Regions from separate parts of the Homo sapiens genome. Here region 2 is linked to region 1. A link is a loop called in an ENCODE intact Hi-C map of the cell type or tissue named here. Cell type or tissue: endothelial cell of umbilical vein. All regions are shown on one strand. Each heading gives the region's core, and the rest is flanking DNA. Links, peaks and the distances in the headings are about the cores only. Region 1 has its middle 150 kb from the start of LINC02694. Region 2 overlaps LOC105370777 (a long non-coding RNA gene).

Region 1 (5,385 bases), core at 224-5,223:
CCTCTCATTGATTGATTCTTCAAGTTTACTTTGAATACCTCCTGCGTGCTACGTATTGTCTTCTGTGCTTGGAAGACTGCATTGGCAAAACCAGATAGTTTCCTTTATACAGAAAATGTATTCTAGAAAATATTTACACAAAAACTTTTTTTTTTTGAGATGGAGTCTCACTCTGTCACCCAGGCTGGAGTGCAGTGGCATGATCTCGGCTCACTGCAAGCTCCGCCTCTTGGGTTCATGCCATTCTCCTGCCTCAGCCTCCCAAGTAGCTGGGACTACAGGTGCCCACCACCACACCTGGCTATTTTTTCTTTTTGTATTTTTACCAGAGATGGGGGTTTCACCTTGTTAGCCAGGATGGTCTCGATCTCCTGACCTCGTGATGAGCCCACCTTGGCCTCCCAAAGTGCTAGGATTACAGGTGTGAGCCACCACGCCCGGCCTACACAAACATGTTCCTAAATGACAAATGTGAAAAGCGTTGTGAAACACAACCGTGAACACCGAGCCAGCTGGGTAAGTTGAGGAGGCTTTCTACCATGGAGGAGTCATATAAGCTCCCCTGGAGGGCTGAGCTGCACTCATCCAGGTGAAGAGAGAAGGGGAAGAATGATTTATTGAAATTACTGGTTTACCCATCTGTGGCCTCCTTCAGAGCTTAAGTCATGTCAGGAGAGATTCTGTATGTATTGCATTATTGTATCCCCAGAACCTAGTGCAGTGCATGGAACATTTATCAGTGTCTGTTGAACAGAACAAAGCTGCTGAATGATCGTTCAAAAGTCTGAGGTCTTGTCAATGAGTACCATAGAAGCTGGCTATTTGTAGCCCCTGCTGCAAGGGAGGAGGAACTCCTGTCATTTCTTTAGTTCCTGTAACCCTCTTAGATTTCCTTTATTCATATTGTCGTTTTCTCTCTCCATTCTTACTACACTGGATTTCTCAGAAGAGCTTCCAAGACTCTTCCACAATTACTGTGGGACAACAGTAAATAGTCTGCAATTTTCAAGGGCTCAGTATCTTTTAGTCCTAAAAATGGCTGTATGTTGACCTTTTGCCACCCAGCTGTGGTGTGATGGAAACTGGGGGGCCCAATCTGAGAGTGAAGTGCCTTGTAATCCTGGATTTCAAGAATGAGCCTGAATTTATTTTCCTGTCAGCTCATGATGGTGACTTGTTTCTGAAATTCTTTGCACTAGTAATAGACTGAGCATTCTTAGGACTGCACAAAGAGAACTTTGAAAAGTCCTTTAATTTGTCTTAAGTTGACATAGCTGTTTATTTTCTATTTAGTTCTATCTATTCTTTTTTAATATTGAAAGAGAAATTTATTTTTAATACAATTAAAAGCTTAAAAATATAAAGTAAGAAATGTCTTATTTCTAGCCTGCTTTCAGCTAACAGTTAATAAGTTTATTTTGGCTCATGCTCAAATAAAATACACAACTTGTGGCTACCATCCTTGTCCTAACCCTCTTTGCAGCCTTGAAGATAGCTTCCCTCATCAAGAAAAATCATCCCCATTATTTAAGCACTTTACCTAACCCTATTGAGCTTTTTTGTCTTAGTCCCTAAACTAAATGTTTAAAAAGTAGGTTAAATTTCAAAACTGACCACAGGTCAAGTTGAGAATGAGATGCAAAGTTGAGCATATGTCTCTAAAGTCCTAAATAACTTTCCAACTTGGTCTTTCAGGCTGGTAGGAGGGATTCTGGGTTGAAGCCATGGACTGGTACAAACATTTCTGGAGGAATATACACCATGACTTGCACATTTTGGAATAACAACAATCATGTTTTTCCAATAGCATATAATCTCAAATTCTTCTCTCCAGGAGGGAAAAAAGCATAAGCCATACCATCTGGCAGTGGCTAGATTAGTTTCACATTGGAAAACTGTTGTAGAGGGTAGCTGGGTGTCTCTAAAGCGATGGAACCACAATAAAGATTCAAGAAACAAAATAATAATTGCAATTAAAAATGAAACACTGCCAAATTCTTGAGTTGCCGTCTAGGGTTTTAGTGGTTTGGTTATTTGTATCTTCATTACTTCTACACTCTGGATACAGAGATTCCAGGGATTAGCGGGTGGCAATAAAGTTTCATTGTAGCACAGTGAGAAATGCAAACAGCATTACAATTTGTGAGGCAGAACAAAACCAAGCTCTTTTTAATTCATGTTAGCATAGAAGCAATGTAACCAAAAAATACAGAAATAGTCTTGTGTTTGGAAAAGGATGGTAGTGGGATGCATTGTTTTGTGTCATGGATTGATTTGGGACATGCACTTAATCTTTTTTTTTTTTTTTTTTTTTTTTTTGAGATGGAGTCTCTCTCTGTCTCCAGGCTGGAGTATAGTGGCATGATCTCAGCTCACTGCAATCTCTGCCTCCCGGGTTCAAGAGATTCTCCTGCCTCAGCCTCCTGAGTAGCTGGGATTATAGGCACATGCCACCACACCCAGCTAATTTTTGTATTTGTAGTAGAGATAGGGTTTCACCACGTTGGCCGGGATGGTTTCGATATCCTGACCTCGTGATCTGCTCGCCTTGGCTTCCCAAAGCGTTGGGATTACAGGTGTGAGCCATTATGCCCAGTCATACTTACTCTTACTGTGTCTATTTTGAACCTCTTACAAAGTTTCTGTCTGTAGGAGATTTATTGTCACTAATACTTTATGGAATTGGCTCTTATATTGGTGTATATTGCTTGATTTTTTCTACGTTTTAAATAATCTAAGAAGGAGACACTGAAAGCAAGCTTTTCCGTTTCAGTTTTTAGTTTTGCCACTGAGTGCATTGCCTTAATACAATTGTGTTAACTTGTGAGTTCATTCTGTTTCACTTACCCTTTGCAATGAGGAAGTAAAATAGGGATATATAAATAACTCAAAACTTAATTACTTATGTTAGGATGGAAAATATATGATTTAACACACACATCAGGGGAAAAACAAGGTTCAAGTAATAAATATGTTCATGATTAACGACCAGAGGAAATTCCATTGCAGGCACATCCAGGCTCACTCACACACAAGGCATGCCACTGATAATCCTGCACATCCTTCCCCCTCCATCTCTGCCTCAGCCTCCATTCAAATGCACATTCCTCCAAACAGAGTATACACACAGACACAGGATAAAATTGGTAAAGAAAGCTCATGTCAGTTAAATGCCAGATTTTGATGAGAAAGCTTATTAATTGGATAAGCTACGAATCTCTAAGGCAGATTACTGTAAATGGGGAGGGGTGAGGATGTTGTTAGAATTGAAACTTAGAGCCTCACAAAACATGATTTGTGAGGTATCTTTCCCATAGTGATTTATTTTTGGGAACAAAATGTCATTTGTATAAAATATATTGTTGGCAATTGATATAGTCATTTAATTTTATGACAGTGTATTTTAGGAATAAATGCATTCCCCAAAGGGGCATTGGCATAGAATTAGCAATAGAAATGATGTCACTGCTATAAGGAAATCCAAAGTGGCTAAGATTCCAGAGAGTCCTGCAGAGGTCTATAGCCTATGGATTATTAAACACTGCTGCCTGATAAGGGGTGAGAACAAAAAGAACAAAAGCAAATGTACATGATTTAGAAATTCCGAAACATGGTTTGAGCAACTGGAAATAGAAACCAAAAGCTTTCTCAAATATGTTTTAAGTAAACTATCAGCCTACAAAAGAATACTTTTTTAACTTTGACCAGCAATGTAAAACTTTCAAAATATGCATAAAAATCTTAAATACATACTCAGTTTATACAGAAAAATAGGCCTGGCGTGGTGGCTCATGCCTGTAACCCCAGCACTTTGGGAAGCTGAGGTAGGAGGGCTGCTTGAGCCCAGGAGTTTGAGACCAGCCTGGGCAGCATGGTGAGACCCTATCTCTACAAAAAATTTAAAAATTAGCCAGGCATGATGGCATAAGCCTGTAGTCCCAGGTACTCCCAAAAATCAATAATAAGACTTGGGCAGCTCAAGAGGAAATTCTAAAGAAAGGGGATCTGATAATTAAATCATGAGATGTATCCTGGACCTCCTGGCATTAACCTTCTGGGAGGCAGCAGGAAGGAGATAATCTCAGCCAATGTCTCTATTCTGCAAAAAAAATGGAGCCCAGAGAAGCTAAAATGGTTTGGGTAGAACTCTACAGTAGTTCACTCTGATTGATATGGGCTTCCTATGTTTGATTCAGTTGTAGGAATCCTATCAATGAAAATTAGTTTTGGCAGGAGCCTGCTCTGTCAGCTGTGACCCACTATTGCCTTCTACTACACTATAATTACATGCCCACTCAAAAGGTATTAGGACCTCCACAGATACCAAAGTGTACTGAAAGTAAATTGAAAACGAATGGGAAACAAAATGCAGTTTAAAAAGCTTCACAAAATCAGCAACCTTAAACAGAAAAAATTACCATTTTGCCCCAGATAAAATCTCAGGATGCCATCAAAGGCAATCCTTTGAGTATTTCAGGGTCTCAAATTGTATTAGTGGGAAGGAGGCAAAACAATTCTATTTGGACTTGAACTGAACCAAAGTTTAATTTGAGATAAATTCCATAATTTACCTAGGAATCAGTGTCTTTTTTTTTCTTTTCTTTTCTTTCTTTTTCTTTCTTTCTTTCTTTTTTTTTTGTTTTTTTGTTTTTTTGTTTTTTTGAGGCAGGGTCTTGCGCTGTTACTCAGGCTGGAATGCAGTGAAGCAATCATGGCTCACTGAAGCCTTAACCTCCAAGGCTTAGGCGATTCTCCCACCTTGGCATCCTGAGTGGCTGGGAGTACAGGCACATGCCACCACCCCTGGCTAATTTTTCATCTTTTGTAGAGACAGGGTCTCGCCATGTTGCCCAGCCTGGCCTCAATATTCCTGGGCTGAAGCAATCCTCCCACCTTGGCTTCCCAAAGTGCTGGGATTACAGGTGTGAGCCATCGTGCCCAGCCTATTTACAATATTATTAAAGTTATAGCTTTGAAAGAGTTGAAAAGTGTTTTCACCATCTAATTCTACCCGTGCTCCTTGTGAACAAAAGTTCTGTTTTGGGTCCTGTATGTGACAGAAGATAAACACTAAGTGCATCAGCAGGGGGTGGAAGAAGTGAATTCCATGAACACTCACCCTAGCTGCAACAGAAAACCATCTATTCTCATCTTTTTTCAGCTCTATAAAAAGAAGGAAGACTGTTTCACAGTCGTGGATGAGTAGCTGATAACAGCTTTCATAAAATATGCATACACAATTACCTCAAAGAACCAGTCTCTTGTTCCAAACATTTCAACAGCAAAAGACCTTCCTGTAGCCAGCCATTTAGAAAGTGAAATGTTGCCTAGAAAATAATTATTGGAATCAATAAACAATTAAAATTAGGGGTGGAAAAAAGCAAG
Region 2 (5,385 bases), core at 126-5,125, 300 kb after region 1:
GCGTAAACATTGAAAACTTCCTCAAGACAAGGCAAAAGCAGCATTCATTCTTTTAATTCAATGGTATCTAACCATGTGTGTTCTGACTAATTTGATAGGTTTATGAAAGTGCTGGAGATAAAAATGCAAAAATTCCCTAAGTGTGACAGACTTATTAGTGGGGTCCTTGCTGAACAATTTCATAGTCTTCACCCTTTGAAAATCATTTCAATCCAAAGAGGTTTGGGGGTATATTCGTGACCTTTTTCCAGCTTTTTACATTCCTCTGTGTGTGTTTGGTCTCCATTGAGATTTGATAAGAATTGTGTAGAGAGCGAAAGGAACATCGTCCCTGCCAGAAAAGCAATGTGCTAGGATAAATCTGTCCCAACTTTTTACAAATGTTAGTTGACTGACTATTGTTTCTACTGGTGTTAGTTGACTACAAATGTTAGTCAAATGAATATTGTTTCTCCTGGTTCTTTGTACATTCTTCCATTAAAGTATTTATCAAAATACCATTGGTTGTTTATACCTCTCTCTTTGAAGGACCACGTGTCTTTACTTATTTACTTTTAAGACAAGGTCTCACTCTGTTGCCCAGGCTGAAGTGCAGTAGTGCAATCGTGGCTCACTGCAGCCTCAAACTCCTGTGCTCAAGCAGTCCTTCCCACCTCAGCTTCCCAAGTAACTGGGACTACAGGTGTGTGTCATCATGCCCAGCTAATTTTTTTTTATTTTCTGTAGAGATGGGGGCCTCACTATGTTGCCAAGGCTGGTCTCAAATTCTGAGACTCAAGGGATCTTTCCACCTTGGCCTCCCAAAGTGCTGGATTATATGCATGAACCACCATGCCTGGCCAGAACCATGTGTGTTAATAATTTTTTTTAATGTCTAGCACACTCCCTCCAAAATGATTGCTAAGTGAATTAAAGGTGAAGAAAAAGAACTGTTTGATTAAATGTTCTACCTAAGCATAATAATCACTGATTTACAAGGTCAAGGTGTGAGTTTTTTCCTCACTCTTTTTTAATTCCTCAATTACAGGTATTCCCTTGTACCACTCAATGAGAAATGTTCTTTTGATTTGAGCAATGTAAAAGAGATCCTTCTGGTAAAGGAACTGTCCTGTATCTTGACTCAAGTGATAGAGACACAAACCTATGCATGTGATAGAATTACATAGGAGTAAATATACAAATGAGTATGAGTATAGGTAAGCTAGGGAAGTCTGAATATCTAGATAAGATCAATGGGTTGTGTCAATGCCAATATCCTGGTTGATATTTAATTGTGGTTTTGCACAGAACTTTTGCGAGTTGGGGCAAACTAGGTAAAGGGAATGTGGAAATTCTTTATATTATTTCTTACAATAGCTTGTGAGTCTACAATTGTCTCAAAACCATTAAAATAAAATGACAATTTATTTACTTACAAGAGGTTTCATAATGCCTTGGGATTGTGAGACAACTGAACATTAAGGGTGATTAATCAATGACACTGTTAACCCTTCAAAATCTCTTTTGGATATACAACTTGTACCCTAAAACTTAAAGTATAATTAAAAAAAAAAATCAAAAAAAAAAAAAAAAGATTTCCCAAAACCCAAAGTGACACAGAGAAAAAGATATGATAAAATGGCCCTTGGCTGGAATTTGCCTTGGAGCTACTTTCTGCTTTCTCTCCTCTAATATTTGCCACAGTGGCGTTGTTGCATACCATGAGGAAAATTGGATAGCAGGACATTCAAACATATTTCTGCATTCATTTTTTATAAGGCTATAGAGATATTACTGAAGTTTCCTTTTGTCTTTTGTCAACTAATAAGAAATATGTTTCCAAATCAGATGCTAAAATTCCAGGAAAATGTTTGATTCATGGTGGTGTTGGTTCATTTCCCTGTATAGTAATAATAATGTAATAGTAATAGTACTAATACTTGTTGTTTGTGTGGTTAATGTTGTCACTGTACTAGGGGCTTTCCACAGTCCAGAACCTGGTCAAAGCATTTGCTATTCAAATAAACTATTTTCCTGTGAATTGTCTTCAGTACCATGGAAACGCTATTACAGCCCCTCTAAACTGGGAATGGCTGGCATAGGAGCAGCCCCAGGAGGGTAAGGTCAGGACCACGCAGATGTGACTGCTGCTCTGCTCGCCCTGCAGTGATAAGAGCACAGCTGTGGGAAAGCCAGAGCATCTGTTGTGAGTCACCAAGTGCAAACAGGATGATAACAGAGTTAGGATCAGAAAACAACATACCTTCTGAGACACAGAAGGCAGCACACCACAGAACACTGGCTCCTTTCTACAGAAAAAGGAAACCAAGCAATGTTCCTTCAGCAAGTTGGCCTGTGCTCATGTGTCTGTTTCCTTCTGTTGGGTCTAGTTGGTCCCTATCAAAACAGAACCCCTTTCCTCTGAATTTGAGCTGACTTGAAGATAGGCTGGATGCCACTTACAGCATCTGTGGGGACTCCAGAAAGAGACTCCCTTCCTTTCCCTATAGCACTCCATATATGGCTATGGCATCCAGCCTTAAGGGATTGTGGTTAAGAGCAGATGCTGGCTTTCCTGGAATGGACACTGGCCATCGTTACTCATGAATCAAGCCTTCCTCTCTTAAGGGTGCTGGTCTTTTCTATATATAGATTGTTTAACTGGGGCTACATTTATCCCCTAGAAAAGGAGAGTTGCATATATAACAGTACGGATTTTTCCTGAATTGACCCCTAACTTACTAAGCTTCGGAACAAGCAATCTATTTTTCATGACTTAATTTTATAAAATTTACACATATATACATACACACACACATACGTGTTTTCACATATAACTCCATATATTTTAATACTATTTTTTCCTTCCCCACTACATTCCTACAAACATTTTTCTCCTTTTTTCAACTTAATTCGATGACATATCCCACTGGCTTCTCTTTATGTCCCTTCTTCTGTATCATTCACACCTGTTCATCCTCTGCCTTATGTATTACTACATTCAAACTTCTTACTAACACATTGTATAATACTTTTAGTCACATTTGCTTGCACACCTTCACTCTCACCCAACTTCTCTTTCACACATACACACACACACACACACACACATCACACATCACACATACACACTCACATGTACTCTCCAGATCCCAGTCTGCTCTTGGTTCCTCGAGCTGGCCTTGACAGTCTCCAGCTAGTGTAGCCACTGATTTTTTGCTACCAATAGCCACAAGCATAAAACAAAAATGGGCTGGGGCTAGATGGAACTAGGCAGTCGTGGGGCAAGCTGGCAGAACACTGAGGGGAAAGATGGTTCTAAAACCTCTCCAGCTGGGGCTGAGAAGTGCTGGCGCAGCAGGAGAGAGTGGGAAAGCCTGTCTAAGGTCAGCAGCCTGACCTGGCAATCAGGACACTGAAAGCCACAGACAAGGTGTGGGTGGGTGGGCAGAGCGGGGGGTGCACAGGGGTATTGGAATTGAAAAGAAGCTGAAGTAAGAAAAGTTAGAAATGATCATGAATTGATTACTTATTACCAGTTAGGCACTGGGCTCTACATTTTCAGATATTTACTGTTTACTTTTTACTGCAAACATGTGAAGGAGATGATCATTATTTTGCAGATGAAGTTCAAAGAGTGTAATATTTAACCAGCTCTGTATAGAGAAAGTAGAGGATTCGGGTGCACTCCTGAAGCAGTGATTTGAATATATTTGTTTTCATTTGGGATACTCTTGCTCTCATTCACATGTTATGGGCTGGCTATGGTGAGAAAAGAGAAGCTCTGGGTGTTGGCATTAGGAGATGGTGTTCAGCTTCAGGAGAAGCTGCCCAGGCCTCTGAAGAACAGACACTGGAAACCAGAGGCAGAGCAAATACCCCTACTTCTTAAGCAAGGATTGCTGGTTTTTGCCCTGCCTTTCGCATACATACTTCCCAAAGGGCAAAGCACTGCTTTAAAAAACAAATAAACGAAAACAAAAGACTTTGAGACAAGGTTTTATTCTATGCTTAGTCCTGACTTCTAGAGGTTGCCATGACCCAGCGGTTGGAATTGGGATGTGCGGAGTGGCACTGAGATGGTAATATGAAGGAAAGGGTGGATTAATGTCTAAGTTCCTGTGGTAAAGATACAAACACCACATTGAAGCTATCATTAGCAAAACTCCAACTCAATCGGTAGAAACTTACAATTTGCCCATATGATGTCAAATAATTGACTCAAATTGTTATACACTTAAATCTACCAATGAAAACCATTGTTCTTGTATCAAAAATAACTCTGCGGACTGGGTGGGGTGGCCCACACCTGTAATCCCAGCTCTTTGGGAGGCTGAGGTGGGAAGAGCATCTGAGCCCAGGAGTTCAAGACCAACCTGGGAGACAAAGCAAGACCCCCCCCATCTCTACAAATAAAAAGTTAGCTGGCATGATGGCATGTACCTGTGTCCTAGCTACTTGGGAAGCTGAGGCAGGAGAGTTTCCGGAACCCAGGAATTCAAGGATGCAGTGAGCTATGATGGTACCACTGCACTCCAGGTTGGGCAAAAGAGTGAGACCTTGTCTACAAACAAACAAACAAATGAAATCTCCATGATTCAGAAGTGATATGGTTTGGATCTGTGTTCCCACCCAACTCTCATGTAATTGTAATTCTCAGCATTGAAGATGGGACCTGGTGGGAGGTGACTAAATCATGGGGGAGATTTCTCATGGTTTAACACCAGACCTCTTGGTACTGTTGTGGTGACAGTGAGTTCTCCCCCTCCTTCCTCCTGCTCTGCCAGCCATGTAAGATGTATCTACTCCCCCTTCACTTTCCACCATGATTGTCAGTTTCCTGAGGCCTTCCCAGAAGCAGAAGCTACTATACTTCCTGTACAGCCTGTGCAATTGTGAGCCAGTTAGATCTCTTTTTATTATAAGTTACCCAGTTTCAGGTATTTCTTTATAGCAATGCAAGAATGGACTTTGAACTGGATGCAGCAGCAGGACAGAGCTTTGTGTTGTCTCCCTTGGGACAAGAATGAGTGTGTTTTATGTATGGGAAGAGTTGGTGTATGGTGAACGAGAAGAGCAGACTATGTAAGAGACTGCTTTGTGTCCGCCAAAATGGTCCTTTTCTTTGAAGGCCCACAGGTAGGCTACAACTGAATTCCAATTAATAGAATTGTGACCGTCAAGCACATTCCCCTCCAGTGTGACAAAGATGAACACCGTGACCTTGGAGGTCATGGCTAAAGTGGGACAGGTCACAAGATAGATAGAAAGAGCCAAGGTCTCAAGTCACTATCTGAAAAAGAGCCTTCCATCAATTGAAAACTCTTGTTTTTTATTTCACTTGAGTGAAATATTAACTTCTATCATATTTGAGCCATTTTTTGTAGTGGTTACATCTGTATGTTT

Evidence for each region. Hi-C counts contacts between places; a loop is a spot of excess contacts. Peaks named below come from ENCODE experiments on the same cell type or tissue, not always from the same donor. Only the 100,000 strongest peaks of a DNase experiment are listed, where the experiment ranks them.
Region 2: a loop joins it to region 1, with 9 times the contacts of the local background. A loop is called at or near these places in 1 of 110 quality-filtered maps.

Annotation. Positions count from the first base shown.
Region 1 is chr15:38,841,381-38,846,765 of GRCh38, forward strand. No RefSeq gene overlaps it. Among named protein-coding and RNA genes, the nearest start is that of LINC02694, 150 kb to the left of the region's middle. In endothelial cell of umbilical vein, for the core only: no CTCF peak of the experiment used is centred there; DNase peaks (open chromatin) are centred at 1,721 and 3,001; H3K27ac peaks cover 4,287 bases.
Region 2 is chr15:39,137,971-39,143,355 of GRCh38, forward strand. All of the region lies in intron 1 of LOC105370777 (a long non-coding RNA gene), which reads right to left. Among named protein-coding and RNA genes, the nearest start is that of LINC02915, 110 kb to the right of the region's middle. In endothelial cell of umbilical vein, for the core only: no CTCF peak of the experiment used is centred there; a DNase peak (open chromatin) is centred at 2,241; H3K27ac peaks cover 3,695 bases.